Linked DNA regions of Homo sapiens: region 2 is linked to region 1. A link is an interaction called in ENCODE POLR2A ChIA-PET data of the cell type or tissue named here. Cell type or tissue: OCI-LY7. All regions are shown on one strand. Each heading gives the region's core, and the rest is flanking DNA. Links, peaks and the distances in the headings are about the cores only. Region 1 holds the start of LINC03108 (long intergenic non-protein coding RNA 3108). Region 2 holds the start of TOMM20 (translocase of outer mitochondrial membrane 20).

Region 1 (15,534 bases), core at 3,736-11,735:
ATACATATATCTCTATATATACATATATACCTATATATACATATATCTCTATATATACATATATACCTATATATACATATATCTCTATATATACATATATACCTATATATACATATATCTCTATATATACATATATACCTATATATACATATATCTCTATATATACATATATACCTATATATACATATATACCTATATATACATATATATACATATATATCTATATATACATATATACCTATATATACATATATACATATATATCTATATATACATATATACATATATATCTATATATACATATATACATATATATCTATATATACATATATACATATATATCTATATATACATATATACACATATATATCTATATATACATATATACCTATATATTCACATATATACCTATATATACACACATATATATGCACATATATACACATATATATGCATATATATATACACACACACACACATACACACACACACACACACACACACACACACCTATACATATATACCTTTCTCTGATGGCATCCCTAAGATAAACTGTAAGATATATTTTTCCTGGGATATCAGAGAGACGATTGTAAACCAACTGCAGATTCTGTTTACCTTGATGAGTTCATGAGCTTCCTTCCACCTCTGATTTTTCTAATGAATGCATTTTGCCCAGGCCTTGATAGAAAAACTACTTTGAAAACAGTCTGCTTCAGGTCTCCCCCATAGGGATGATGCTACATTAGAGGATCCTTCCTCCAAGCACAGCCTGCCCAGGGAGCTTGTTTTTGATGGATGTCAGTGGGCTGGATGGCTTCCTGGGAAGTTCGGAGGAAGTGGACTCCCTCCAGGACAGAGAGCTCTTGAGGTTCTGGGCATGGGGTGGAGCCCATCCAGGTGCCCTGGTAGCCCTGAAGCCCGCCTGGCCTCTGAGAGACATGTGTGGTGCACGCATTTCTAACAGAACACCGGTTAGAGGGTGGGGACCAGGTGGAAAATATATTGAGGACAGCCTCTGCCCTCCAAGAATTCTCTCTTTGCTATGAGAAGCAGAGCCACCCCCACCAAGCATTCCCCTGCTGCCGTGAGAGGCAGCATCAAGTGGGTCTGTGGGAAGGGGTCCTGGTGGGATCTGGCTGACAGGAGGTTTCTGCTTCCTTCACTTTCTTCTTGGGAGGAAGTCAACATTCTCCGGCATCCACTCGTTCTGAGGAGTTAGCAGGGGCTGGTTACAGACGGTTGTGCCGGTGGGAGAAGGTTCAGGGTTGAGTTCTGGAGGGAAGGCAGGGCATGAATTGGCAAGAAATAAAATAAAGAGAGGAAGTTAAAAGGAGCACTGAGGTGAGAGAGAGGGAGAGGGGTTCAGCATGACACACTCACCGTCACTGCCAAGGGTTGTTGGTGAAACGCTGAGCTTCTTGGGGCCTGGGTGTCCTCATCTGTAATGAGAGGGCCTAGGAGAAAGCTCACCTTCTAGCTGGTTCTCTAAGTAGCATGAGTTAAACTGGAAGAAAATGTGTGCGTGTGTGCATGTATGTGTTCATGTGTGCCTACAGGTGTGTGATGCATGTGAGTGAATGTAGCAAAAACATAGTCTTTTAGATTTAGGATCAACTAGTATGAGGCATCCTTGCCAGTCCTTGTGCGTCTCTGCTGAACACGTATTTACATCGGGACAGTGCTGGGTGGCTCAGGGCTGGAGCCAGATAAGCCAGGTGTGGGGCCAAGGGGGTTTGCGGAGAAAGTTTAGTTCACCGTGAGAACCTGGGGCCCAGCTTTGAAGGCCTCCAGGGCCCACTCTGAATAGAACTCGTGATCCCAGGAAGAGAAGTGCTTGGTTTGAGTCTGAGAAGCCAGTGGAGGTTCAGATCAGCTTGCGTGACCGTCACTCTGCAGGAACAGGGAAAGTAAAGTGTCAGACCCAGGACCTGGTGATTTGCAATGAAACCACCACAGTATGGCTGGGGACAGACCCTGGCAGGAGGCAGGATTCCATCCTCCTCCACAGGCTACCTCCACGCTGCATCCTCTTCCCCAAGGTTTGCTGGGAGTGAATGGACCATGGTCCCCATCACTGGGGGGCCTTGTCAATCATTCTGGCTTTTAGTTCTAGAAAGGAAAAACCAACACCAGGCACAGCTGACTTCTCCCTTCATCTTCATGAAGGTCCCTTTTCCTTGAGTTCCATGACACCTTGTTGCTTTTTATTCTGTTCCCCTCAGGCCACAACTTATGAGAATCCTTTGTTGGAGAACTTGTTCCTTTAATTGTGGGTGTTCTTTTTTTTTTTTTTTTTTTTTTGAGATGGAGTCTCGTTCTGTTGCCCAGGCTGGACTACAGTGGTGTGATCTCGGCTCACTGCAAGCTCTGCCTCCCGGGTTCAAGCGATTCTCCTGCCTCAGCCTCCCAAGTAGCTGGGATTACAGGCACTCGCCACCACACCCAGCTAATTTTTGTATTTTTAGTAGAGACGGGGTTTCACCATGTTGGCTAGGCTGGTCTCGATCTCCCGACCTTATGATCTGCCCGCCTCTGCCTCCCAAAGTGCTGGGATTACAGGTGTGAGCCGCCGCGCCCAGCCATTGTGGGTGTTCTTAGCACTCTATCCCTGGCACATTTCTCATTTAATCTTGCATTCACCCCTCAAATCATCCCTGTGGCTTCCAATACCATTTCTATGCCCATATGACTTTCAAATCACCATCTTCTGCCCACCCAGCCTTCTCAGCTCTGGACCTGAGGTCTCACAGGTGCACCCACCTCCACATGCCCCAAACGGAACCCAAGGCCATCTCCCTTCCTGAACCTGCTCCTGCCCTGCAGCACCCCAGCTTCATAAACAGCAGCACCCTTCACCCTGGTTCTCAGGCTGGTACCTTGGGCTTCTTCCTCCATATCCTACTTCCTCCCATGCCTCACCTCCAGTAAATTCCATGTCTGTTCAATTCCAATAAAGATAATAGCTGGCTGGGCATGGTGGCTCATGCCTGTAATCCCAGCACTTTGGGAGGCCAAAGCAGGCGGCTCACAAGGTCAGGAGATCGAGACCATCCTGGCTAATACGGTGAAACCCTGTCTCTACTAAAAATACAAAAAACTAGCCGGGCGTGGTAGCACATGCCTGTAGTCCCAACTACTTGGGAGGTTGGGGCAGGAGAATTATTTGAACCCGGGAGGCAGAAGTTGCAGTGAGCTGAGATCGTGCCACTGCACTCCAGCCTGGGCAACAGAGTGAGACTCTGTCTTAAAAAAAAAAAGAAAAAAAAATTAGCTGGGTGTGGTGGTGTGTGCCTGTAATCCCAGCTACTTGGGAGGTTGAGGCACAAGAATTGTTTGAACCCAGGAGGCGGAGGTTGCAGTAAGCCGAGATCACGCCACTGCACTCCAGGCTGGTGACAGAGTAAGACCCATCTCAGAAAAAAAAAAAAAAAAAGACAATAGCTGATGTTGGCTGAACACTGGCCATGTGCTCAGAGCTTTATAAGCAGAGTCTCCTCTAATCCCTGCCCCCCAACTCTCTATACAGTTGACCCATGAACAATATGGGCTTGAACTATGTGAATCTACTTATACGCAGATTTTTTCCAACTAAATGCGGATGGAAAATATAGTCTTCACAGAATGTGAAACCTGCATATAGAGCAGGGGGACATTTCATACCTGCAGATTCTGCAGGGCTGACTGCAAATTTGAGTATGTGCAGATATGAGTATACATGGGGTTGCTGAAACCAATCCCCCTCGTATACTAAGAGCCAACTGTAGCAGGAATTCATATCACATTATTTAGCATATGAAGAATCTGAGGTGTGCAGGGGCTTACTGACTTGCCTGAAGTCCCAGAGAGATTTAACTCAAGACCATGGGATCCTCAGACTCTCCAGGTTACCAGATACCCCTGAACCTCCATAGGGGCTGGTGCACTGCTTCTCGCCTGGGTATTGGCCCTGCCTCGTCTCTTCTGCATGCAGTAACCAGAGGGAACTCTCAAAATGAAACACTGATGTTGTCACTCCTCTCCCTGAACCCTTACAGTCTCCCCATTGCTCCTGAAACAAAGTCCTTATTTTTCTTTGAGATGGAGTTTCACTCTTGTTGCCCAGGCTGGATGGCAATGGCATGATCTTGGCTCACTGCAACCTCTGCCTCCCAGGTTCAAGTGACTCTCCTGCCTCAGCCATAGCTGGGATTACAGGCATGTGCTACCACACCCGGCTAATTTTTGTATTTTTAGTAGGGTTTTGCCATATTGGTCAGGCTGGTCTCAAACTCCTGACCTCAGGTTATCCGCCCACCTTGGTGTCCCAAAGTCCTGGGATTACAGGCACGAGCCACCATGCCAGGCCCAAAGTCCTTATTTTTCAACAAACATTAGTTACAGGCATTGAAGACCCTGCGTGAATGAGACATGTTCCTGCCCTCATGGAACTTACATTCTAGACTGATGACAGGTAATAACTGAATAAATAGACAACTTAATTGCATAGAGTGGTAGGTGATACTGAAGAAAATAAGGCAAGGTAAGGGATGGAGAGTGATCTGGGAGGGGTGAGTATTAGGAGAGATGGTCTAAGAGGGCCTCCCGGGGGAGATGAGAGTGAAGCTGAGATGGAGTGAAGTTAGCCCCTGCAGTAAAGGGAAGGAGCATTATAGCTGAAAGCGAAAAGCCTGTGCAAAGGCCCTATGGTAGGAATGAGCTTGGAGTAATTGAGAAATAATAAGAAGGCCTGGGTGGTGAGAGCTGTGTGAGAAACATGGAGAGTGACAGGCAGAGGGGCTGACTGGTAGCCAGGTAGCCCTGGCTGGCCACACTAAGGAATTTGACTCTTATTTGGGATGTGATGGGAGGGTTTAAGTGCACACCAGGAGGTATAATAACCTTCTGGCTGCTGTGTTGGGACTGAGTACGTGGGTGGTAGTAGAGAGAGCAGTGAGAAGTTTCCTTTCATGCTCCAGGGGAGAGACGATGGTGAGGAGGTGGCAAGAAGGCACAGTCCTGGTTGCAGGTGTTGAAGCTTAAGCCATCCTCTCTGAGTGAGGGGTGGCGGATGGAGAAGGGAAGAGTGGAGTCAGGATGTCTGGTGGCCTTTGCTCTGAGTTTACTAAATTAAGGGATGAGGGTATATGAGTCTGAAGCTCTGGGGTGAGGTTGAGGCTGGAGATACAAATTTGAGGGGTGCCTGAAGACCACAGAGTGAGCTCAGTGGGTCCCGTGGTTGATCCCCTGAGTCTAGAAGACTCTTTGGAGGGCTTTTTGTTACAAAGGAGAACAGAGCAATGGAGAGTGTTATGGGAAAAATTGTGTCCATCTCAAAGGATGCTGAAGACCTGACCCCCAGTACCTGTGAATGTGAGCCTATTTGGAAATAGGGTCTCTGATGATGATGAAGCTGAGGTCATTAGGGAGGGCCCTCATCCAATATGACTGGAGGAAATTTGGACACAGACACAGACACACACAGAGGGAAGGTGATGTGAAGACACACAGGTTAATGACAGCCATCTCCAAGCCAAGGAACGCCCGAGGCTACCAGAAGCCAGGAGAGGGGCCAGGGCTTAGAGCCTCCTTCACACTCTCAGAAGAAATCGACACTGCCAAGGCCTTCATCTTGGACTCCCAGGCTCCAGAACTGGGAGACAGTCAGTCTCTGTTGTTTAAGCCATCCAGTCCGTGGTACTTTGTAACAGCAGCCCCAGGAAGCTAATAAAAGGAGATAGCTGGCACAGATGCGGAATTCTTAGTTTTTTTTTTTTTTGTTTTTTTTTTTTAAATAGGGAAGACAGAATAGCATGTTTATAGGAAAACGGGAATGATCAGTGTTGAGGAAAAACAGGGCATGTGGGAGAGCAGAGGGAGGGTTCTCTGCAAGTCACCAGGCTCTCCGTGTCCCGGGTGTTTTGCACACGCGCCACGTACTACCTGCCCTAGTGCCCACCTGTCCGGGTCTCAGCTGATGGCTCCACCTCTCCAGGTAGGTCTGGAACTCTCCTTTGTGCTCACCACTTTCTCCATTTCTGCACTGCCACCCTGTCTTGCAACTGGTTGTTGAAGGCCTGCATCCTGCCTCCTCCCCTGCCCCAAGCTCGGTGGGGACCCAGGCATGGATGCTGTGTCTTGCAGAGAGCCCAGCCCACGGTAGGAACTCCATGAACACTATTTACATTTTGTTTGGTTTTTGAGACAGGATCTCACTCTGTTGCTCAGGCTGGAGTGCAGTGACGTGATCATGGCTCACCGTAGCCTCAACCCCCTGGGCTCAAGCGATCCTCTCACCTCAGCCTCCCCAGTAGCTGGGACTACATGCATGAGTCACCATACCCAGCTAATGCTTTTTCATTTTTTGTACAGACAGGATCTCCCTATGTTGCCCAGGCTGACCTCCTGAGCTCAAGTGATCCTTCCACCTGGGCCTCCCAAAACGCTGGTGTTACAGGCCTGAGCCACTGTGCCCTGCCATGAACACTGTTTGAATGAACAAATGTGATGTCCTTCTGGATTGCTTTTGTCCACATGGCACTGATTTTAGAGCTCATTTTGGAAAATCGGTCCTGGAATGCCACTCCAATCTCTCCACCCACACACGTTGGTTTTGACCCAGGTTTATTCAATGCTTTGGGGGGCTATAAATCTGGAGACAGCTCCACCAGGAACTTTTAACTGAGGGCAGCCCCTGTGAACTGCCTAACCTTGAGCAAGTTACTTAACCTCCATGACCTCTGGTTTTTCCATTAGTCAAACAGGGCAAAGAACTGCCCTTTCTCTCCCTTACAATGGAGGATGTGGTAGCTTAGGCTAAGTTCTGAAGCAGAAAAGTGGGCGGGTGCATTTGTGACTCTGCATTGACTCTAAATTAAAGGCACAATCAATGGTTCTCAGAAAAGAGCTGTATATACACGGCTCTGCATGTACAGAGAAGGAGAAGGCTTAGTCACTCAAGATTCTTTATTCGCGACTCGGAAACTTTAAAACATTTAATTAAATGTTTAAAAAGCTGTGGTAAAATATAGACAACATAAAATATACCATCTTAACCATTTCTAAGTATACAGTTCGGTAGTGTTATGCACATTCATGTTGTTGTACAACCATTACTACCCCCGTCTCTAGAACTTTTTCATTTTGCAAAACAGAAATAACTCTAGGAACCTCAAATACTTGTGATCATGCAGTATTTGTCCTTTTGTGACCAGCTTATTTCACTTAGTATCATGCCTTCAGGGTTCATCCATGTTATAGCAAGTGCCAGAATGTCCTTCCTTTTTAATGCTGTATAATATTCCACGGTGTGGATTTACCACGTTTGGTTTATCCATGCATCTGCTGATCTTTTGGCTATTACTGAGTCACACTGCTATGAAACTCTGAATTTGATATTATGGCTCCATTTAAAGGCCTTTCTGGGCCAGTGGTTTGATTCATTGCAGGGCACAAGAAACCTGGAAGAATCTTGGCTGTAGCTCCTAACACTCTATGCTTTTAACTATTCTTTAACACAGGCAAACACTGAGGTCTTTGTTGCTAGAATTAAACATGAGATAATTTAAGGTGTTATAATTTGGGAGTTAAGACTATTTTTTTTTTTCCTGGAAGATCATCTGTTTCATCTCCACTTGACTTTTTTAAAATGCTGGAACTGTCTTTTGATTGAATACAAAGCCTTTTTTTCCCCCTTGACGTTTATACGACTAAAGGTGGAAAAATAAGACCTTTGCTTATTAACAAAATGAATCAATCTCTTTCCCCCATGGGAACTTGAAAACAATTTAGAGACTAGAGTAAACTTCAGGTTTTCCTCTGCTATGAATTGTGTTGACCTTTCCTCCAGGTAAGATGTAAGACAGGCCTAGCTGGGCCTGACAGAAAATGAGGTCACCCCAGGTACCACCCGATTGAGCCCTGGCTGGAAGCGCCTTGCTCTGTAAGCCTCTTTAGGCGCCTCCAGAGAGAGGAAAGTTGAGGCTGGAGGGGTAAAGTGTGCTAGCGAAGGTCAGCCGGGGAGACAGAGACCAAGGGAAAATAGTGCTTAACTTTGGGCCCTTAATGAGGTTGCAGTGGACCATGCTCCAGGCAGTAAATCCTCAAAGGCAGTGGGGCTTACTGTGTGGGGTTCTTTTTTCCCTTTCACTTCGTAGGTGCCAGATGTATTTGGGGAAATTCCCCATAAGATGGGTACAAGGTTAACCCCTCCTTTGTCTGACCGGTTTGCATGTTCCACCTGCAGAGGCGGTGAGGACCCTGGAGTTTCCAGCCCTCTCGCCTGTGCAGTCTGATCTCTGGGCCTGCCTGTGGGACTGGCTCCTGACTGGGAGTGTGAAACGCAGAATAAACAAAAGCAAAGAGACTGTGTGTTGGAAACGGGACTGCAGGGCTGAGAAGATACTCGGAAAAGTGGCCTCAGGCCAGCTCCTACTCTTTCCAAATATGCCAGGAATGCCGGGCCCAGAGGCAGGGGACAAAACAGGAGAAAAGAAGGAAAAAGAACAGGCGTCACCAGGCCATAGTCTAGCCAGTCTAGTTGTCAAAACAAAGCAGAAGAGAACCTCTAGCTCCAAATAAAAGTGGATCAAGAAGTTTCAGAACTCAGCAATGATTGTTACTAAAGTTTGCATGTAGAGATCCTGCACCCCGGCATCCACCCCTGCCTAGGGCTTTGCTGGGGGCATCACGACACAGGGTAGGGAGCCCAGCAGAGCCCAAAACAAATGCCTAAGTCTTCTCAGCATCCCATTTGTAGGTAAGGAAGCAACTCAGAGGACCCCTCGGAGAAAGGATTTGTTTAGTACACGCGGCACAGAGCTAGCTGCTTGGGGCTGGGGATTTGATCTATGCGTGGTTTCCCAGTTTGAGATGGAGGATCATGACAAGGGACAAAAGGTCAAAGGGTACACCAATGGGGTAGAAAAGCAAAACAAAAACAGGAAGTGGCCGGCTCAGGGATTTTCCATGAGAAAGCTGGGAAACAGGTCCCGGTAGAAAAGAGTGTCAAAAACCAGAATGACAAAAAATTTAGCTTAAAGACCTTGATTGTCTTGATTTGTGATTCTGGCATCGAACAACACTTCATTCCACACAATGGAATAAGTGTTCCCTGAGCTGAGCTGAAGAGGTTGGCTTTGTAGACAGAGAAGGACTGAAGAAAACAGAAACAGGGAACAAAGATTGTATTAGTTACTTTTCAATGTTACTTGTTCTTGTAAGGAGGGCACAGGGAGATAGAACAATAGAAAAATAACTCGTTAGTTAACCTTGGGTGACTTCATGCTACCTTTTTTTGTGGTAGGATTAAAGCAGAAAGAACTTCATTATCATTCTGATTGAAGATTTAAACGGGCCTTTTGGGAGATTGGCTGTTCTCTCTCTCCATTCTCAGAAGGTCAGATAACAACCTTGTTTTGGTTTGGTGGTATGGAACTTTAGCGTGGGTGACTCCAGTTTGATTTTTTTTTTTTTTTTTGAGACGGAGTCTCGCTCTGTCACCCAGGCTGTTGTGTAATGGCACGATCTTGGCTCACTGCAAGCTCCGCCTCCCGGGTTCACGCCATTCTCCTGCCTCAGCCTCCCGAGTAGCTGGGACTACAGGCGCCCGCCACCACGCCCGGCTAATTTTTTTGTATTTTTAGTAGAGACGGGATTTCACCGTGTTAGCCAGGATGGTCTCGATCTCCTGACCTCGTGATCCACCCGCCTCGGCCTCCCAAAGTGCTGGGATTACAGGCTTGAGCCTGTAAAAACCGCGCCCGGCCGATTTTTTTTTTTTTTTTTTTTTTTGAGACAGGGTTTCACTCTGGTGCCCAGGCTGGGTTGCAGTGGTATGATCTCTGCTCACTGCAACCTTGACCTCCCAGGCTCAGGTGATCCTCCTGCCTTGGCCTCCCGAGTAGCTGAGACTACAGGTGCACACCACCACACCTTGCTAATTTTTGTTATTTTTTCTAGACATGGGGTTTTACCATGTTGGCCAGGCTGGTCTCAAACTCCTGGGCTCAAGGATTCGCCTGCCTCAGACTCCCAAAGTGCTGAGATTACAGGTGTGAGCCACTGTGCCTGGCCCATGTTGATTTTTAGTCTGGTCTGTTGGGGCCTAGTGTGGGAGCTTGGTTCAAAACAATGGCCTCCTATAATTTTTATATAACAAGAGAAAAAGGAAAAAAATAGCTCATTGAATCCTCTGGAAGCCGCTTGAGATGTGAAATGGGGGCCTCCCGCAGGAGCCAGCTTGTCCAGGGACTGGGACACCCAGGTGGGAGACAGAGTGGAGGACTCAATACCGGCTCCTTGCTGGCCTGACGCCAGCCTGGTCTCTCCCTCCTCCACTGTCCTCTTGGAAGGAGGGCTTTGTTACCTCTTGTGTCCCTTAGAGAAGTGTGTTTGTGTATGTCCTAATGCCAAAGCATGGAATGGGGTCTAAAACAGCCCAGAGAAGGCATTTGCACCCCAAAGCTATTATCCACAGATGGGATTTCTGCTGCATAGGGTCAGAGAGTATTCACAACTATCATTGCACAAATGGAAAAACTTTTTTTTCACCTGCCTCTCACTTTTAGAACCAACTGACCCAGTCCTTTTGGTACCAGAATTTGGAAGGGGCAAGGCCCAAGGGTTGTAGGTGGGTGAGGGTCTGTGGAGCAGGAGAGTGACATGTCTCCCAGGGGACACCAGGACAAATGGGATCTGACAAATGCAGAGGACCAATGTCCTGGATCCCAGGCCCGGTGCTTTGTACACATTGCAAGGCCTGACCCGGTAACAGAGGAGGTGCTGAGTACTTCTCAACTTGCATTAAAGTGCTCCCTGGGCTGGGCGTGGTGGCTCACACCTGTAATCCCAGGCAGGCGGATCACCTTAGGTCAGCAGTTCAGGACCAGCCTGGCCAACATGGTGAAACCCTGTCTCTACTAAAAATGAAAAATTAGATGGGTGTGGTGGCACGTGCCTGTAGTCCTGGCTACTCGGGAGGTTGAGGCAGAAGAATCGCTTGAACCCAGGAGGTGGAGGTTGCAGTGAGCCAAGATCGTGCCACTGTACTCCCCGTCTCTACTAAAAATAAAATATTAGCCGGGTGTGGTGGCACGCGCCTGCAGTCCCCACTACTCGGGAGGTTGAGGTGGGAGAATCGCTTGAACCCGAGAGACGGAGGCTGCAGTGAGCCGAGATCGCGCCACTGCACTCCAGCCTGGGCGACAGAGTGAGACTCAGTCTCAAAAAAAAAAAAAAAAAAGTGCTCCTTGGCCACAACAGGAGAAAAAAATCTCCAGTTCCCTCCTAGCCTCGCTCCACCTTGAGATCTTATTTTAGTCTCCAGTTAATCAAGGACGTCTGGGCTTCATGCGAAAAGGGAAGAATGTGCCAGTGTGTTTCGAACACCATATATGCAAATGAGTCAGCAAAGTATGTTGCTGGCAGCCACCAGAGGTCAAATGTCAGCCTCCACACTCAACAATTATTTTGCTGAAAATACACTGCAAGCAGGGCAGCAGGAAATGAGTTGCAGCAACCTCGATTCTTGTGTGAAAGTTTCCAATTAGGAATTCAAAGAAGTTGTTGTTTAATGAAAAAGTGAAACGAATGCCTTTTATGTGCCTCTCCACTTCCTTGGTGGTCCCTGGCTAAGTGCTGGATCCATTGCCAGGAATATGGATGTCATTCAGTTCACCCGAGAGCAGGGGCAAGCAGCATCTAATGTAATAGAAAGGAAGTTGATCGGATCCTTAGGTTTTGGGGTTGGCAAACCTGGGCGAAATCTGGCCCACAGCTTGTTTTTGTAAATAAAGCTTTATTGGAACACAACCATGCCCGTTTGTTCACATTTGATCAATGGCTGCTTTCACAGTACAAGGGCAGAGTTGAGTAGCTGGGAGAGAGACCATGCGGCCTGCAAAGCCCAAAATATTTACTCGATGGAGCTTGATAGAAAACATCTGCTAACCCATGCTTTAGTTCATCCATTTTTAGTTTTCCTTGTGTGATGGGACCCCTTTGAAATATAGTGAAAGCTCTCTCTCTATCCCCTTTCAGAAAAATACATGACTTTCTGGTTAAGAATGCTCACATGTAACTCTAACTAGACTCTTCTACAGGGCCAGAGGCCATCATAGTATATTCTGGACCCCTCACAGGAACCGTTTATGATGGTATGAAGGACATCTTCCACACTAACACCCACCCCTGCCCACTGTACTGGTGCTAGATGCATTATAGCAAAAGCAACCTTGGATTACAGATGAAGAGACACAAGCTCTCTTGTGTCTGCCACCCTTATGCTGTGTGACCTTGAGTAAGTCACTTCACTTCTCTGAGCCTTGGTTCCCTCAAACGTCAAACGAGGAGTCCAAAATACATGACTGCCTACGGATCTTTCTGGCTTTAGGTTTTTGTGATCTCCAAGGGTCTGGAATTTATTTCTGGAGCTGAGGAGAGAGAGAGGTTGTGAGTTATATATTTTCAAAACGTCTGAATTTGCTTGGCCACCCAGAGAGGTCTGTGGTAGTTAATTTAGTTAATTCCAAGCTGGGATTTGATTACCACACTGGATACTTGGCACCTGTTGGAGAAAACTCTGCCATGTCCCTGTCTCTACCCCTCCACCCCTGGTCAGCCATCCTGATCCATCAGGTTGCCACACAGGGGCTGCGTAAGAGAGTGTGAACATAATTCAGTTCAGCCTATCAGAGCTCTGGAAAAACAGCTTAGGACCCACGACCTTCTGGTGGAATGTCCGCAGAAACATCTTCCATCAGAAAGAGAACATGTAAAACTTATCTTGCACAGATATGATCTGTTAGGCAAACAGCTTTTAGATTTGTGTTGCATTTGGTTTTAAAATGAAAAGAAATGTGTGTATATTTTCTCTCTTTTTAAATTTTTTTTTTTTTTTTGAGACAGAGTCTTGCTCTGTTGCCCAGGCTGGAGTGCAGTGGCATGATCTCGGCCCACTGCAACCTCCGCCTCCCTAGTTCAAGCGATTTTCCTGCCTCAGCCTCCCGAGTAGCTGGGATTACAGGTGCATGCCACTGCGCTGGGCTAATTTTTGTATTTTTAGTAAAGACGGGTTTTTACCATATTGGTCAGGCTGGTTTCGAACTCCTGACCTCAGGTGATCCACCCACCTCGGCCTCCCAAAGTGCTGAGATTACAGGCGTGAGCCACCACGCCAGGCCAATGTGTGTATATTTTCTGACTGTAAGTATGCTTCATATGTATTGTAGGCAATTTTAAGACATACAGAAAATGTGAGGAAAGTAAAAATCATCCCCAAATCCCACTCTGCAGAGGTGACCACTGTCAACGATTTGATAAGCCTCCAGGTGTCTCTTTTATGAATACGCCCTCACAACAACATTTTTACATAAATGGGCTGCAAATGTTGTATCAGCTCCTACTTTTTATCTATCAGAATGATCCATGTGAATATCTTCCTATGGCTTTGGATGTAGATTTCCAACATTATGTTTAATGGTTGCATAGCATATGATTAAACATACTATAAGTCACTGACTCAATCACTTCTAGGTTGTTTCAGCTTTATTTATTTTTTAGATTTATTTGCCACACTGTGATGACTATCTGTGCAATTTTTTTCTGGTGGCTCAACTGAGAATAAATTCCTAGTTTTAAAATTAAGAAGACAAAGAGTACTCATGAATAATTTTAATGTACAGGGTCAAATTTCTCCCAGAAAATGTATAACACTAAACATCTACCAATAATAAGGAGAGTTCCCATTTCCACACTCTCTGGCCAACACTAGCCATTGACAATATTTAAAGTTTTGGCCAATCTGATAGGTTAAAACTGATGTTTTATTGTTGTATTGATTTGCCTTTCCTAGATCATTTTACTTTTGAATGGTACTGTTTATGGTTAAATAGAGGCAAAAATAATGACTTCATATGAGGATATCATTACTACATGAGGAACTAAGGCTGGCATGAAGGCAGACATATGTTATTCAGAGAGCCATGGTGCCAGGTGCCTAGCACAGAACAGTTTGATAACCATTTGAGGGTAATAATATTTTGTTGATTGATTGATTTATGGACTCACCGGTGACTACTTTCAGGAACTGGTTGAATGGCATCTAGAAGCCTGCATGGCTCTGGTCATAAAGGATGACAGGATGACATTTGCCTATAACTGCAAGGCCACTTGCAGGCAGAATGCACGTCCCATGTCTTGTTGATGTCTGTGCAAGATCCACCTGATCTAATCTACCTGACCTCCCTGGCTCAAGGGATCTTCTTGCTTCGGCCCCACAAGTAAATGGGACTAAAGGCATGTACCACCAAGCCTGGGTAATTTTTGTATTTTTAGTAGAGACGGGGTTTCACCATGTTGCCCAGGCTGGTCTCGAACTCCTGGACTCAAGCGATCTGCCTGCCTCGGCCTCCGTAAGTGCTGGGATTACAGGCGTGAGCCATGGCGCCTGGCCTCCCTTGGTCTCGAATGGGTCTCCCCATTTCTTTCCTTTCTGGGATAGGAAGATGACAGCTTCACTTCAGCCAATGTCACCAAGAATTTCTCTCCCTTCCGAGATTGGAAGGTGACAGCTTCATTTCAGCCAATGCAACCAAGAGAGGCTTCGGGAAAGTCAGAAGATGGCTAACGCTGCCTGTGACCTAGTGCAAGGGGGAACTGGAAGCCCCCAGGGACGATGGTGGAGAAACTGAGAACATGGGGTGGCAACTCTGCCCTGCCAGCCTCCGTGGTGGACTCTTGCCACGACGAACAGCCAGGGTGGGAGAGGCCCACTGCAGGGAGCTACTCCTTCCAGGCCTGGTGCGCAGTGGTTTCCTGCCTTGCTAAATGGCCGTTGCTCGGTGGTGATGATTCATGGCATTTGGAAAGTGTGGCTGTGTTCTGAACAGGGAAGTGAAAAATAACACAGCCAAGGTCAGTGCAGGACAGGATAGGGGCTGTTACAAAATGTGCAGTTTTACTCTGAAAAATGCAGGGGGTGGGGAGCCACAGTAAACTCGGTCCTGGTGGTTCACACCGCGTGCGTGGCGCCCTGCTTGCTCTCCTTTACAGCATCAACTTTTCCGAGTGTCAGTCACTAATTTGTCCCTTGGAAGCGGCTGCTGGTCTTGGCTGAGCGGCTGTGGGTAGGAGGAAGTGGATGCGTGATTCAGTGAGTGTCTGCTTCCTCTCTGACTCAGGATTGGATCTGTTTCTGAGGGTGGTGCCAGGGGGCACAGTGTGGCTTTAGCTAGATTCTTTGAACTTGGAGTCAAACCTGAGGCTCTGACCCCTTGTAGCCGCTGGCCCTCCCTTGACCCCTTTGGATGAGTGAGGGGGCTCAGCTGGACCCTATGACCTTGCTTCACATTGGGTAAGCCTTCTGACCTGAGGCCTTCCTGTGGTTTCAGCTGAGAGAGGCTAGTGACATAGAGAGCCGAGGCAAATCCTGGATCTGTGCCTGCCTCAAGAGCTCCCTCCTTTGTGGGAGTTGCATTTGGGGGAGCAGCATAGTTCTCAGGGGCTCCACCTAGGCAGGCGCTAGACTGATGGAGGAGGCAGTTGAAGGAGGAGGTA
Region 2 (13,019 bases), core at 5,020-13,019, 140 kb before region 1:
GATACTCATTTGTGTAGTAGCATTTTTCTTACTTCAAAACAGTAGGTTGATGTCTTCAGGGAAAGATCTGTGTTCATTACTAGGTCCTTTTTGCTAACTCCTCACATCCAAATTATATCACCATTTTGCAAACCTAGTGACTTAATGAGTTTAGGCATTTAGTAGCAGCAGCTGCAGTCATTGACAAAAGGGTAAAAACCAGTCATAACATGACTCCCTGGAAAGAACACAACACCCACCAGCAGTCGCGACAAAGGGGTCATGTCTGAGTCTGATCCATCCTTTTGATGCAGCTGCCAGTTTACAAGAAATATAGAGGACAAAGGTTTGTGTTAAACTACTTGATGAGCTTGCAGTCACAAAATCCAGGCTGTGGGGAATTCTGCAGGCCAAATAGTGAGAGATAAAGAGATACAGAGAAAACTCTGTAAATTAAACAAGATTCAAAAGACATATCAGGTCAAAAGTATAGACAAGACCAAAGTATGATGTCTAAGAATAGACACTTGGTTGATAAAACCACAAAGATGTGCAGGGAAGTAGTTCCTATAAAAATGGGAATGGTGGTTGCCTTTGGAGGGAAGGAGGGGCTGCAACGGGAAAGGGCCACAGAGAGGCTTCTGAGTGGGCTACAAGGCACGTTGAGCTGTTGTTAATTCACTCAGCTATACGTAGTTTGTGCACTCTTCTATATGGGTGTTTCACAGTAAAGAGGAAAACTCACGTCTTTCACAACTGTTTATATGTGTGTTAGATACGGACTGCAGCTAAGATGTCAGTTTTTAGTTCTTGTATGGTTCTCAGGGATTCATATACATGGTTCATCTGTTTTCTCATGGTTATGATTCCTAAGAAAGTATGGGTTGTGTCTCCACTAATATCTTTATAAGTTGTGTGTTATTTTTTGAGTTATTACTAAATATTTATTCAAAGAGATGAAATGTCCACCCAGGAATTCTTGTCATGTGTGTTAAGAGTTGAAAACAGCTAGATTTTTTTCTAGTGACTTTGAGGCTAAGAAATTTACCTTGTCTCTCTTTTCTTTCTTTCTTTTTTTTTTTTTGGTGTAGACGTAAAATTCATCCTGATCAGAAAAATATTAATGCCTATGTTGTGTTTAAGGAGGAGAGTGCTGCCACGCAAGCATTGAAAAGGTAATTTTATCCCTTAGGTTTGAACAGAATAATTGTCCTATAAGTATGTATGAGTACTTTTTTTATTCTTTGGTTTCACTTTAGCATAGATGTTTTAGTAATCGAGTGCTCATTTTTAACAACCATTTTCCCTTTGTATTTATAATACAGAAATGGGGCCCAGATTGCAGATGGATTTCGTATTAGAGTTGATCTCGCATCTGAGACCTCATCTGTAAGTAGTACTTGATTTGTTTAAAGAACGAGAGCTTTGTAGAGAGAAATGTTTCCTTCCAGGCTTTTCCTGGAAGGGGACTGGAATCAGCAATGTGAGGGAAGCGCAGAAGGAAACAGCCTATGTCCTCTGTGGTTACAGAGTTGATGGCAAGAGAGGCACAAGGACCGAGGTCAACATTCCCTTCAAAAACGTAGTCCTGGCTGGGCACAATGGCTCATGCCTGTAATCCTAACATTTTGGGAGGCCAAGGCGGGAGGATCACTTGAGCCCAGGAGTTAAGAGCAGCCTGAGCAATGTAGCAAGACCCTGCCTTTACAAAAAAAAAAAAAAAAATTAGTCAAGTGTGTGATGCATGCCGACAGTCCCAGCTACTCAGAAGGCTGAGGTGGGAGCACCACCTGAGCCCAGGAGTTTGAGGCTGCAGTGAGCTGTAGTCGTGCCACTGCATTCTAGCCTGGGCAACAGAGGGCGACCCTGTTTCTTAAAAAGAAACAAAAACATAGTCCTCTTCAAATAAGCATAATTAGGTCAGAAGGTACATTAGACATCATCTGGTCTAACACATTATAGACCGAGGTCTAGAAAGTTCAATTATTCATTAGACAGTTTTTAGTACACACTCTGTCAGAGATGCAGTTCTAAGACATAGTCTCAACTTCCTAGGAGCTGACAGTATATGTTAGGGTTGGAGTGACAGGTCATGTCACTGTTGTATAAGTACTATCATCAATGCACAGGATGATTTGTCAGCTCAGCATTGGGACACTTGACTTGGGGATATGCCAGGAAGAAGGGACAAGGCAAGTTTCCAGGGGAATAAATTTCATAATAGTCTTGAAAGATGAGGAGATAGACCTTACCCTGTGGAGAAGCGGGGGGAAAAAAGAAAGAAGAGAAGGCTTATGTAGACCAAAAGTGTTGTAAAGGCTGAGGGCCATGTCTGGGAGGAAAAACAGTATAAATGGTGAGGACAGAAACTAATTCACTCAGGAGATGGCAAGAGCTTGGTACAATTATTAGGTGGGTGAGGTATGTAAGAGTTGCTGTTGGACAAATAGGCAGAGGCCAAATCATGAAGACCTTGTCTACCGTGCTTCACACAGAGGAGTCTGGATTTTGTTCAGGAGCTATTCTAAAAATTTAAACTAAGAGTGACATGACCAGATTTGGACTTGACAAAGGTGCCTAGAAATGAATGAAGGACAGTTATAACAGTTCACCCACAGAAACATAGAGTGCATTTCTGTCGATATCAAAGGAACTTAGTGGAGAAATGACAACGACCTGGATGAAAGCCCTGGCTTGACTTGGGGACCCAGTACAGGGTCAACAAACTATGGCAGAGAGCCAAATCTACGTGCTGCTTTTTTTTTGTTAATGAAGTTTTCTTTTGACACACAGCGACATCCATTCATTTGTGTATTATCCAAGGGCTGTTCTCAAGGTATAATGGCAGAGTTGAGTAGTTGCAGCAGATTCCACATGGCCTGCCAAGCCTATAATATTTGCTATCTGGCCCTTTACAGAAAAAGTTGGCATGCTCCCAATATAGCAGTCCGTTCCTGATCCCTACCGTGTGTCAGTGCCAGCTGTGAACAAAAGGTCACTCCCCTCCTCTGGTACCCACACACAGTCCAGCAGGGAAGACAGAAGAAACAGAATCAAAGAACATGATGTGTGGTTAAATTAGAAGATGGGTGACCTGTCAGATATGGGGGGAAGGAGGGATAGGGAGGATTTTCGATGACTTCCATTTTCTGGTCTAGTGAGTGATTTTTATTAACTGTCTTTTTGTTTCAGAGAGACAAGAGATCGGTTTTTGTGGGGAATCTCCCTTATAGTAAGTTTGTTTAAACAAAGTACAGTTAATATTACTAAATAAATAACAAGGAAATAAGAACTGAGTAGTAACTTAATGTTTTGATTTAAGACTAATTTTAAAGCATGCAATGTGTTTGCCGTGGCAGCACATGTACTAAAAAGTGTGCAATATAATGGCTTATTTTCATGGGACCATGCTTAACTAGCTGTATTATTAAACAACTCCATGTTTCTGAGGGGCTCCCAACTCTTTACTTCCATTTTGATTGAATTTGTTTTCAGAAGTTGAAGAATCTGCCATTGAGAAGCACTTTCTGGACTGTGGAAGTATCATGGCCGTGAGGATTGTGAGAGACAAAATGACAGGCATCGGCAAAGGGTTTGGCTATGTGCTCTTTGAGGTATGGGAGACTAATGCATTGTCACTGTCCTTCGAAGTGCCCTGGGAGGCATTGACACTGTTGCATGTCATCATTGAGACATAACTTTCACTTCCATTCTCAAATTCCATCTTAAGAAAACTGGGCTAGGTGCAGTGACTCATGCCTGTAATCCCAGCACTTTGGGAGGCCGAGACGGGTGAATCTCTTGAGCTCAGGAGTTTGAGACCAGCCTGGCCCACATGGTAAAACCTCGTCTCTACTAAAAGTCCAAAAATTATCCAGGTGTGGTGGCAGGTGCCTATAATCCCAGCTACTCAGGAGGCTGAGGCAGGAGAATCGCTTGAACCCGGGAGGTGGAGGTTGCAGTGAGCCGAGATCGTGCCACTGCACTCCAGCCTGGGCCACAGAGCAAGACTCCATCTCAAGGGGGAAAAAAAAAAATACAAAAAATTTAAAAATTAGCCAGATGTGGTGGCTCATACCTGTAATCCCAGCTACTTGGGAGGCCGAGGAAGGAGAATCACTTGAACCTGGGAGGCAGAGGTTTCATTGAGCCGAGATCACACCACTGCACTCCAGCCTGGGTGACAGAGCAAGACTCCGTTTCAAAAAAAAAAAAACAAACCGGCCAGATGTGGTGGCTTATGCCTGTAATCCCAGCACTTTGGGAGGCCGAGGCGGGTGGATCACCTGAAGTCGGGAATTCGAGACCAGCCTGACCAACATGGAGAAACCCCATCTCTACTAAAAATACAAAATTAGCTGGGCATGGTGGCACATGCCTGTAATCCCAGCTACTTGGGAGGCTGAGGCAGGACAATCGCTTGAACCCGGGAGGCAGAGGTTGCGGTGAGCCGAGATTGCTCCATTGCACTCCAGCCTGGGCAACAAGAGCAAAACTCTGTCTCAAAAAAAAAAAAAAAACCCGAAAACGAGAACTGAATTTATAACCTGCCATAATATATTGCTACAACTGCACCTATCCAAAAGATGTCCCAGTTCTTTCTTCATACTAATTAAATGTTTTTGATCCTGGATATTAGAAGTACTAAATCACTGAATCTTCTCTACCTTCTGTATGATAGAGTAAATAATTGACATTAAGGTATAAGAAAGTTTTATTCTTTGTACAAAATTAGTTATATTTAGTTCGCTAATTTTTAACCAGTGTTTCATGCCTGACAATATTAAGGAGTAAAAGAATATACAGGCCGGGCATGTTGACGCGTGACTGTAATCCCAGCACTTTGGAGGGCTGAGGCGAGAGGATTGATTAACGTGAGGACTTCAAGTCCAGCTTGGGCAACATAGGTAGACACCGACTCTACAAAAAAATATACAAGTAAGGCTGGGTGCGGTGGCTCACGCCTGTAATCCCACCACTTTAGGAGGCCAAGGCAGGTGGATCACTTGAGCCCAGGAGTTCAAGACTAGCCTGGGCAACATGGCGAAATCCCGCCTCTACAAAAAAATACAAAAATCAGCTGGGCGTGGTGGTGCATGCCTGTAGTACCATTTACTTGAGGAGCTGAGGTAGGAGGATCACCTGAACCTTGGGAGGTCGAGGCTGCAGTGAGCCACCCAACCTGGATGGCAGAGTGAGACCCTGTTTTAAAATAAGAAAGAAAAATTAAAAAATAAAAATCTAGCTGGTCATGGTGGCCAGCGCCTGTGGTCCTATCAGGAGGCTGAGGCTGGAGGATTGCTTAAGTACGGGAGGTCAAGGCTGTAGTGAGCCATGATTGCACCACTGCACTCCAGCCGAACTGACAGAGTGAGACCCTATCTCAAAACAAAAAAATAATCTATTGTCATCCCTTGATATCCACGGTGTATTGGTTCCAGGATCCCTCTCACATAGCAAACAGTATATATATATCTGCAGATGCTGAAGTCCCTTATATAAAATGGCACATTTGCATGAATGTATATTGTTATATATAATAAATTTTTTTATTGTCATATTATTTGTTGTTTTCAAGTATTTTCTATCTGCAGTTGATTGAATCCTCTGATACTGAACTCACGGATTTGGGGAGCTGACTGTACATACTATGTGATGTCATAAATTTTTCTTCTCTCAGTAACAACCCATTACTACATTTCCTTTCAGTTTTTCCTTGTGCTGCCATTTTTATAGTTGAACTTGTCTCTGTGAACTTAAATTATATTTACATCTTATTTTATGTTGTTTTCTGTTATGTAAGCATGTTCCATTGAGTGATATAACAGAGTTTATACTGTCATTTCTCTCATGTTGGACCTTGGTAGAATTCTCTGTTTTTCCCTGTAATAATGAAATTGCAGTGGTTATGTGTTTTTTGTTTTTGAGACAGAGTCTCACTCTGTTGCTCAGGCTGGAGTGCTTTGGCACGATCTCAGCTCACTGCAGCCTCTGCCTCCCAGGCTCTAGCGATCCTCCCATCTCAGCTTCCTGAGTAGCTAGGACTACAGGTGTGTGCCACATGTCTGGCTAATTCTTGTATTTTTTTGTAGAGACAGGATTCACCATGTTTCTCAGGCTGGTCTCCAACTTCTGAGCTCAAGTGATCTATCCGCCTTGGCCTCCCAGAGTGCTAGGATTATAGGTGTGAGCTACCCCGCCTGGCCTGGTTATGTTTTTTTCCCCAAAAGTTTGGATTGTAGATTACTTAAGATAGATCCCCATTAGGATATACTAGGTTAAGATGTGTTACCATTTTGAAGACTCTTGATGAGAATTGCCTGGTAGCTTTTTTAGAAAGATTGTCACAGCGTTTGTTGCCATTGTTACTGTATTGTAGTTACCTTTCTGCTTGTCTGCTCCCTTTCTTCTATTACTTGATAAGCTTCTAAAGTCCTTTAACAAACATCTCATGGATATTCAGGGTTGTTAGCATTAATGGCTCTATATTGGAACAGAAGTATAACAGAATTTTGGATCTAAATGGAACCCTAGAGGGTGTCTAGTCCAACATCTCGTAATGGAGCGTTCCCTGCCCTCTGGTCAGCTAATACAATGGGGCTTTGACAGAAAGATGGCTATACGAAGGAGGTTTATTCGTTTAAAATATTGCATATGGGGGCCAGGCGCGGTGGCTCATGCCTGTAATCCCAGCACTTTGGGAGGGCAAGGTGGGCAGATTACAAGGTCAAGAGATCGAGACCATTCTGGCTAACGTGGTGAAACCCTGTCTCTACTAAAAATACAAAAATTAGCTGGGTATGTTGGCCCGCGCCTGTAATCCCAGCTACTTGAGAGGTTGAGGCAAGAGAATCGCTTGAACTCAGGAGGTAGAGGTCACAGTGAGCCGAGATCGTGCCACTGCACTCCAGCCTGGCAACAGAGCGAGATTCCGTCTCAAAAAAAGAAAAAAGAAAAAAAGCCAATATTGCATATGACTAATCTAGTCTAGAACCTCATTTTACAATGAAAAAAAAAAACCACGAAGCCTGTAGCATTGTGACTTAGCTGAACATTTCACAAGGCAGCTTGAGTGCTTTCTGAGGAAACACTGGTGACGAGCATGGTGATGAGGAGACTTCGAGTGCAGCAGCTGATACACCTGGGATTGGATGGGGCTTATCTGTGCAAGCTTGAAAGTCGTTCTCATCTGTTAAAGTGACACTTTCACTAGTTTCTTTGCAGATGGGTTTCTGGTAGCAATTAATGTATTGTGTTTTCTTTTGCAGAATACAGATTCTGTTCATCTTGCTCTGAAATTAAATAATTCTGAACTCATGGGGAGAAAACTCAGAGTCATGCGTTCTGTTAATAAAGAAAAATTTAAACAACAAAATTCAAATCCACGATTGAAGAATGTCAGTAAACCTAAGCAGGGACTTAATTTTACTTCCAAAACTGCAGAAGGACATCCTAAAAGCTTATTTATTGGAGAAAAAGCTGTTCTCCTTAAAACGAAGAAGAAAGGACAGAAGAAAAGTGGACGCCCTAAGAAACAGAGAAAACAGAAATAACAACCAGGAACTGCTTTTTCTTTTCCTGCTGAGTACTGCTAATAAAAGTGCTATTATCTGCTGATAGCATCGTCTGCTATTCATGTGTTGAGTTTTATACTTCTTTATGGATGGTGTATGTGAAATGTGGAGACTTCCACATTCTCAGTTTATTCACATTGTGATACTACCTTTGAAGGTTTTTTTGTTTTTGTTTTGTTTTTTGAGATGGAGTTTGGCTGTTGTCTCCCAGGCTGGAGTGCAGTGGCGTGATCTTGGCTCACTGCAACCTCTGCCTTCTGGGTTCAAGCGCTTCTCCTGCCTCAGCCTCCCAAGTAGCTGGGATTACAGGCGCCTGCCACCACGCCTGGCTAATTTTTTGTATTTTTAGTAGAGACGGGGTTTCACCATGTTGGCCAGGCTGGTCTCGAACTCCTGACCTCAGGTGATCCACCTGCCTTGGCCTCTCAAAGTGCTGGGATTACAGGCGTGAGTCACTGCACCCAAGCCTCCTTTCTCTTTTGCCTATTAAACCTCTGCTCTTAACCTTACTCCGTGTGTGCTCAAGTTCTTGATTTCCTTGGCATGAAGCAATGAACCTTGGGTATTACCCCAAACGATGTCGCTTCAGTATCTCACTTTGTTGCCCAGGCTGCTCTCAAACTGCTGGACTCAAGTGATCCTCCCACCTTGGCCTCCCAAAGTGCTAGGATTACAGGAGTGAATCACTCATCAATTCCAAGGGGCTAGAACTCCCAGGAACTGGGGACAAAGGCCAGCCAAATTCTTTATTATGCAACCTCGTGTTACTGGAAAAGGATCCAGATCCAGACCCCAACAAAGGGTTCTTGGATCTTGCCTAAGAAAGAATTTGGGGCCAGTCCACAGAGTAAAGTGAAAACAAGTTTATTAAGAAAATAAAGAAGATCACTCACGGTGGCTCATGCCTGTAATCCCAGCACTTCGGGAGGCCGAGGTGGGTGGATCACCAGATGTCAGGAGTTTGAGACTAGCCTGGCCAACATGGTGAAACCCCATCTCTACTAAAAATACAAAAATTTGCTGGGTGTGGTGGCACATGCCTGTAATCCGAGCTACTGGGGAGGCTGAGGCAGGAGAATCGCTTGAACCCAGGAGGTGGAGGTTATAGTGAGCCAAGATCATGCCACTGCACTCCAGCCTGGGTGACAGCAAGACTGTCTCAAAAAAAAAAAAAAAAAAAAAAAAAAGTGAAAGGTTACTTTGTAGAATGGTGCATACCCTAAAGCAAGAGAAGGAACATGTCCACCTTAGGTACAAGGCTTGTTTGTATTGAACAGCAAAAAAATGAGGAAGATGAGCTCTACTCCAAGAGCTTGTGACAAAGGATTTTTTGTGTGTTTGTTTTGAGACGAGGTCTTACCCTGTCACCCAGTTTGGACTGCAGTGGTACAATCATAACTCAACTGCAGCCTCAACCTCCTGGGATTAAGGGATACTTCCGCATCATTCCCCATGTAGTTGGGACCACAGGTGTGTGCCACCACGCCTGGCTAAGTTTTTAATTTTTTTGTGGAGACAGGGTCTCACCATGTTGCCCAGGCTGGTGTTGAACTCTTGGGCTCAAGCTATCCGCCCATCTGGGCCTCCCAAAGTGCTGGGATTACAGGTGTGAGACACTGCCTGGTCTTTGTCAAAGGACTGTTAATCCTGTGTAACTACTGTCTTCTGCAAGGATCAATATTATCTTTAAAGGGAAAATTAAACTAAGAATGCTTTTGTTCTTAAGATATCAGGACATCAGGACATTTCCTGGGTCTGTTAGGTAAACATTATTAACTTGTTCCCTTCCCTGTAAATATCCTGTGACCAAGAATGCCAAACTTCCTGGGAATGTGCCCCAATAGGTCTCAGCCTCATTTTACCCAGCCCCTATTCAAGGTAAGGTAGCTCTGGTTCCAATGTCTCTTGACACTGATGCTTGACTTCGATACCCCTCAACTTACAGTGTCTGTTTAATGCCTGCTTTCTGCCCACGATTTTCCTTGTCAATATCTTAAGTTAGATCATATATATATATATTTTGTTTTTTTGAGACGGACTCCTGATCTGTCACTCAGGCTGGAGTGCAGTGGCTCGATCTTGGCTCACTGCAACCTCTGCCTCCTGGTTCAAGCGATTCTCCCGCCTCAGCCTCCAGAGTAGCTGGGATTACAGGCCCCGGCCACCATGGCCAGCTAATTTTTGTATTTTTAGTAGAGACAGGGTTTCACTATGTTGGCCAGGCTGGTCTCAAACTCCTGGCCTTAAGTGATCCGCCTGCCTCGGCCTCCCAAAGTGTTGAGATTACAGGCGTGAGCCACCGCGCCTGGCCTGATCATGTGTATGTTTTCGTGTGGCTATAAAACAATTCACGTTTTCTATTTTTTCTTCAATTGTGTATATTTTTCAAGAAATTACTCCATTTAATTTTATTCCAGTTATCATAAAATGAGGCTATCCTGTAACATTCTTTTGAAATGGAACCACTACGCACAATGGATTGTGGCAACCTGAAAAGAAAGTACAGTTTAATTCAAACAAGTCACAGGCTGCCTGTGTTAGACAAGATGAAGCATTCGCAGTCTGGGACCCTGCATCTCTGTCTGCCACAAACAAGGCTGTCAGCTAGTCTTCTGAGTACGTGCACGCCAGTAACGCGTACGCCTCGTTACAGCATGGTCGGCGGATATGAAAAAAAGTCCGTGGTCACGTGCAAATTCCCGACTCCAGTGCGTACACCCAGCGGCGCAGGGGAAACGCCGGCTTCGCCCACTGCGCAGGCGCAGGAGCCGCGCTCTGGGCCTCTGCTCAGGCTCTGCCGCGGACGACCTCGAGGCCCTTAGTTGACTGGGACCGGAAGTGGCGTGTGCTCGGCCTTTCTGTGTTCCTGGCCCGCGGCCGTCGGGTGTGAGCTGCGCCGACCGCTCTGAGGGTTCGTGGCCCACCGCTCCTTCGCGGTCCCTGCCGCCACCGTCCACGCTCAGCGTTGTAGAGAAGATGGTGGGTCGGAACAGCGCCATCGCCGCCGGTGTATGCGGGGCCCTTTTCATTGGGTACTGCATCTACTTCGACCGCAAAAGACGAAGTGACCCCAACTTCAAGAACAGGCTTCGAGAACGTGAGTGGGTCCTCTCTCCCCTGGCCAGGCTTGCTGCCTTCGGCCGCCGCCCTTCACAGGAGGGGTCATTGCCTCCCACCAGCCTGTGGGCCGCGCAGGGCGACCGCGTGGTGCGGCCCTCAATAGGCGATGGCGCTGGCTGCGCCGCTCCGGGGGCTCTAGTGCCCCGTAGGAATTCCATTTTGGAGGAAGGATTTTTCCCGTTTTGTTTTCCCCAGACACTTTAGCCGTGCAAATGCACTCTTGATTTCTGTTGCAATCTCGGGTGTGTGTGGCCTGGGGAGGAGGTTGTCTCTTTTTTTGTCGTTCATCTTTTTAAACCTCTACTCTTAACTAAAAAGTCGTGCATTTTTGTCGCAAATTTTAGTCTGAGGCTAAATCCGCATGCTCAGTGCAGTATCATTGTTGCATTCTTTTTTTTGAGACGGAATCTCGCTCTGTCGCCCAGGCTGTAGTGCAGTGGCGCGATCTCGGCTCACTGCAACCTCCGCCTCCCGAGTTCAAGCGCTTCTCCTGCCTCAGTCTCCCCAGTAGCTGGGATTACAGTCGGGCGTCACCACGCCCGGTGATTTTTTGTGTTTAGTAGAGACGGGGTTTCACCGTGTTGGTCAGGCTAGTCTCGAACTCCTGACCTCAGATGATCCGCCTGGCTCATTGCTGCATTCTTAAACCCTCTTGGTAGCTTCGTTCTAAGTGCTTCCAAGATATGAGTGAATGCTATAGAAATTGCAGGGGAGTCCAAAGGGCTGCGCTTCTCCCGTGGCTCAGTCTTATTTCATACCTGCGACATCTTTTAAGAGAGGTCTACCAGAGGGGAATCGTGTCATGAAAACCGTTGTGATCCACCTTGAATTTTCGGAGAATCTTCATTCGCATCATTGAAGAGCAAATTTGTTGCAATAAGAAATATTTTTTGGCTTATCTTGGTTGTTCAGCCAAATTAGTTTTTGGAATTAAAATTGATACGTAAGTTACTAAAGCCCAAGGGGTACAAAGAAGGGATTATTGTTTACTTAAGTAACAGTGGTTACGGTTTAATTCAGCTATACTAAGTCATTTCAAGTGTTCAGTAGCCCTGTGTGAGCAGTGACTGCAGCGCTGATCTTACTAGCACTAAGAATCAGACATCTAGTTCCAGCTTTCTTATGTTTTAGGAGGGAAGGGATATAGACATAATTTGATTTATGACTAGGCAGACTAATAGAATACTGTTTTACATTCAGACCTTGAATTTCTAGGGCCAGGTTAGCGGCATAATTTGGGGTTTCTGAATCCTAATTTCTGTAGTTGTAAAATCAGGTAATGCCACCTACCTCTTGTTGATCTTGTGAAGGTTGAGATGTTTGAATTGCCTTCCACGTTTTCTGACATAGGAAATGCTCCTCCATAAATGCTGGTGGTCATTCTGCCTTCGGGTTATTGTCCTGTAGTTGCCAAAATGGGTGACAGCTGGGGGCTTTGGTACAAATGCAGAGTTATAAAGAATGGATTAACCCTATCTTCCGTTGGAAACCCTGAAGTCCTGTTGCAGAAACAAGAGCTATCATTTTAGACAAATGGAGGAATGTTATTTCAAAATAACTTCTCCATCATTTTCAATCTAAAATTGTTTTTTCTGGATTTAGCGGCAACCTAATGATTACAGTGAATTACTTAGCTGCAGCAGTAACTTTAGGCAAGTAACTTCAAGCTTTAGTTTTCCCTTTTTGTAAAATGGTATAGTGTAGAGTTTTAGTCCTGTTCCTCACACATGGTAATTGATGAATGCTAGAGATTTTTTGTTGTTGTTGTTTGTTTGTTTGAGTCTCGCTCTGTCGCCCAGGCTCGAGTGCAGTGGGGTGATCTCGGATCATTGCAACCTCCGCCTCCCGGGTTCAAGCAATTCTGCCTCAGCCTCCTGAGTAGCTGGGATTACAGGCGCACACCACCATGCCAGGCTAATTTTTGTATTTTTAGTAGAGACAGGGTTTCACCATATTGGCCAGGTTGGTCTCGAACTCCTGACTTCATGATCTGCCCGTCTCAGCCTCCCAAAGTGCTGGGATTACAGGCGTGAGCCACCGCGTCCGGATGAGATATTTTTATGAGTAGAAATATTTTGTTGTTTGATGTTTTTGTAAAATTTATTTAGAATAATCTTGCAGTCTGTTCACAGGTAATTGAGGCTGGGTGTGGTGGCTCAACGCTAGTAATCTCAGCACTTTGGGAGGCCGAGGTGGGCGGATCACCTCATGTCAGGAGTTCAAGCAGCCTGGCCAGCATGGTGAAACCCCCACTCTGCTAAAAATACAAAAATTAGCCGGGTGTGGTGGTGCACGCCGGTAGTCCCAGCTGCTTGGGAGGCTGAGGCAGAATTGCTGGAATGTGGA

What was found. ChIA-PET counts read pairs that join two places held together with the same protein. Peaks named below come from ENCODE experiments on the same cell type or tissue, not always from the same donor. Only the 100,000 strongest peaks of a DNase experiment are listed, where the experiment ranks them.
Region 2: POLR2A ChIA-PET joins it to region 1 with 23 read pairs; 2 of 35 experiments call an interaction of 5 or more read pairs at or near these places.

The regions. Positions count from the first base shown.
Region 1 is chr1:234,980,453-234,995,986 of GRCh38, reverse strand. LINC03108 (long intergenic non-protein coding RNA 3108) reads left to right here and starts at 15,211. Exons shown (of 2, transcript NR_186308.1): 1 at 15,211-15,331. RefSeq lists enhancers at 7,908-8,447, 8,448-8,987, 8,731-9,025, 8,988-9,527. In OCI-LY7, for the core only: no CTCF peak of the experiment used is centred there; DNase peaks (open chromatin) are centred at 8,156 and 11,406; H3K27ac peaks cover 1,667 bases.
Region 2 is chr1:235,126,226-235,139,244 of GRCh38, reverse strand. TOMM20 (translocase of outer mitochondrial membrane 20) reads left to right here and starts at 10,408. Exons shown (of 5, transcript NM_014765.3): 1 at 10,408-10,650. The coding sequence starts at 10,530. RBM34 (RNA binding motif protein 34) reads left to right here. Exons shown (of 11, transcript NM_015014.4): 7 at 1,071-1,154; 8 at 1,305-1,368; 9 at 3,172-3,211; 10 at 3,475-3,593; 11 at 7,248-8,062. The coding sequence ends at 7,532. It overlaps SNORA14B (small nucleolar RNA, H/ACA box 14B), which reads left to right and starts at 11,308; the gene lies at 11,308-11,442. It overlaps LOC105379283 (a long non-coding RNA gene), which reads left to right and starts at 11,044. Exons shown (of 2, transcript XR_949295.4): 1 at 11,044-11,616; 2 at 12,276-12,326. RefSeq lists enhancers at 10,131-10,230, 10,461-10,680. In OCI-LY7, for the core only: no CTCF peak of the experiment used is centred there; DNase peaks (open chromatin) are centred at 10,314, 11,024 and 11,374; H3K4me3 peaks cover 3,203 bases; H3K27ac peaks cover 2,471 bases.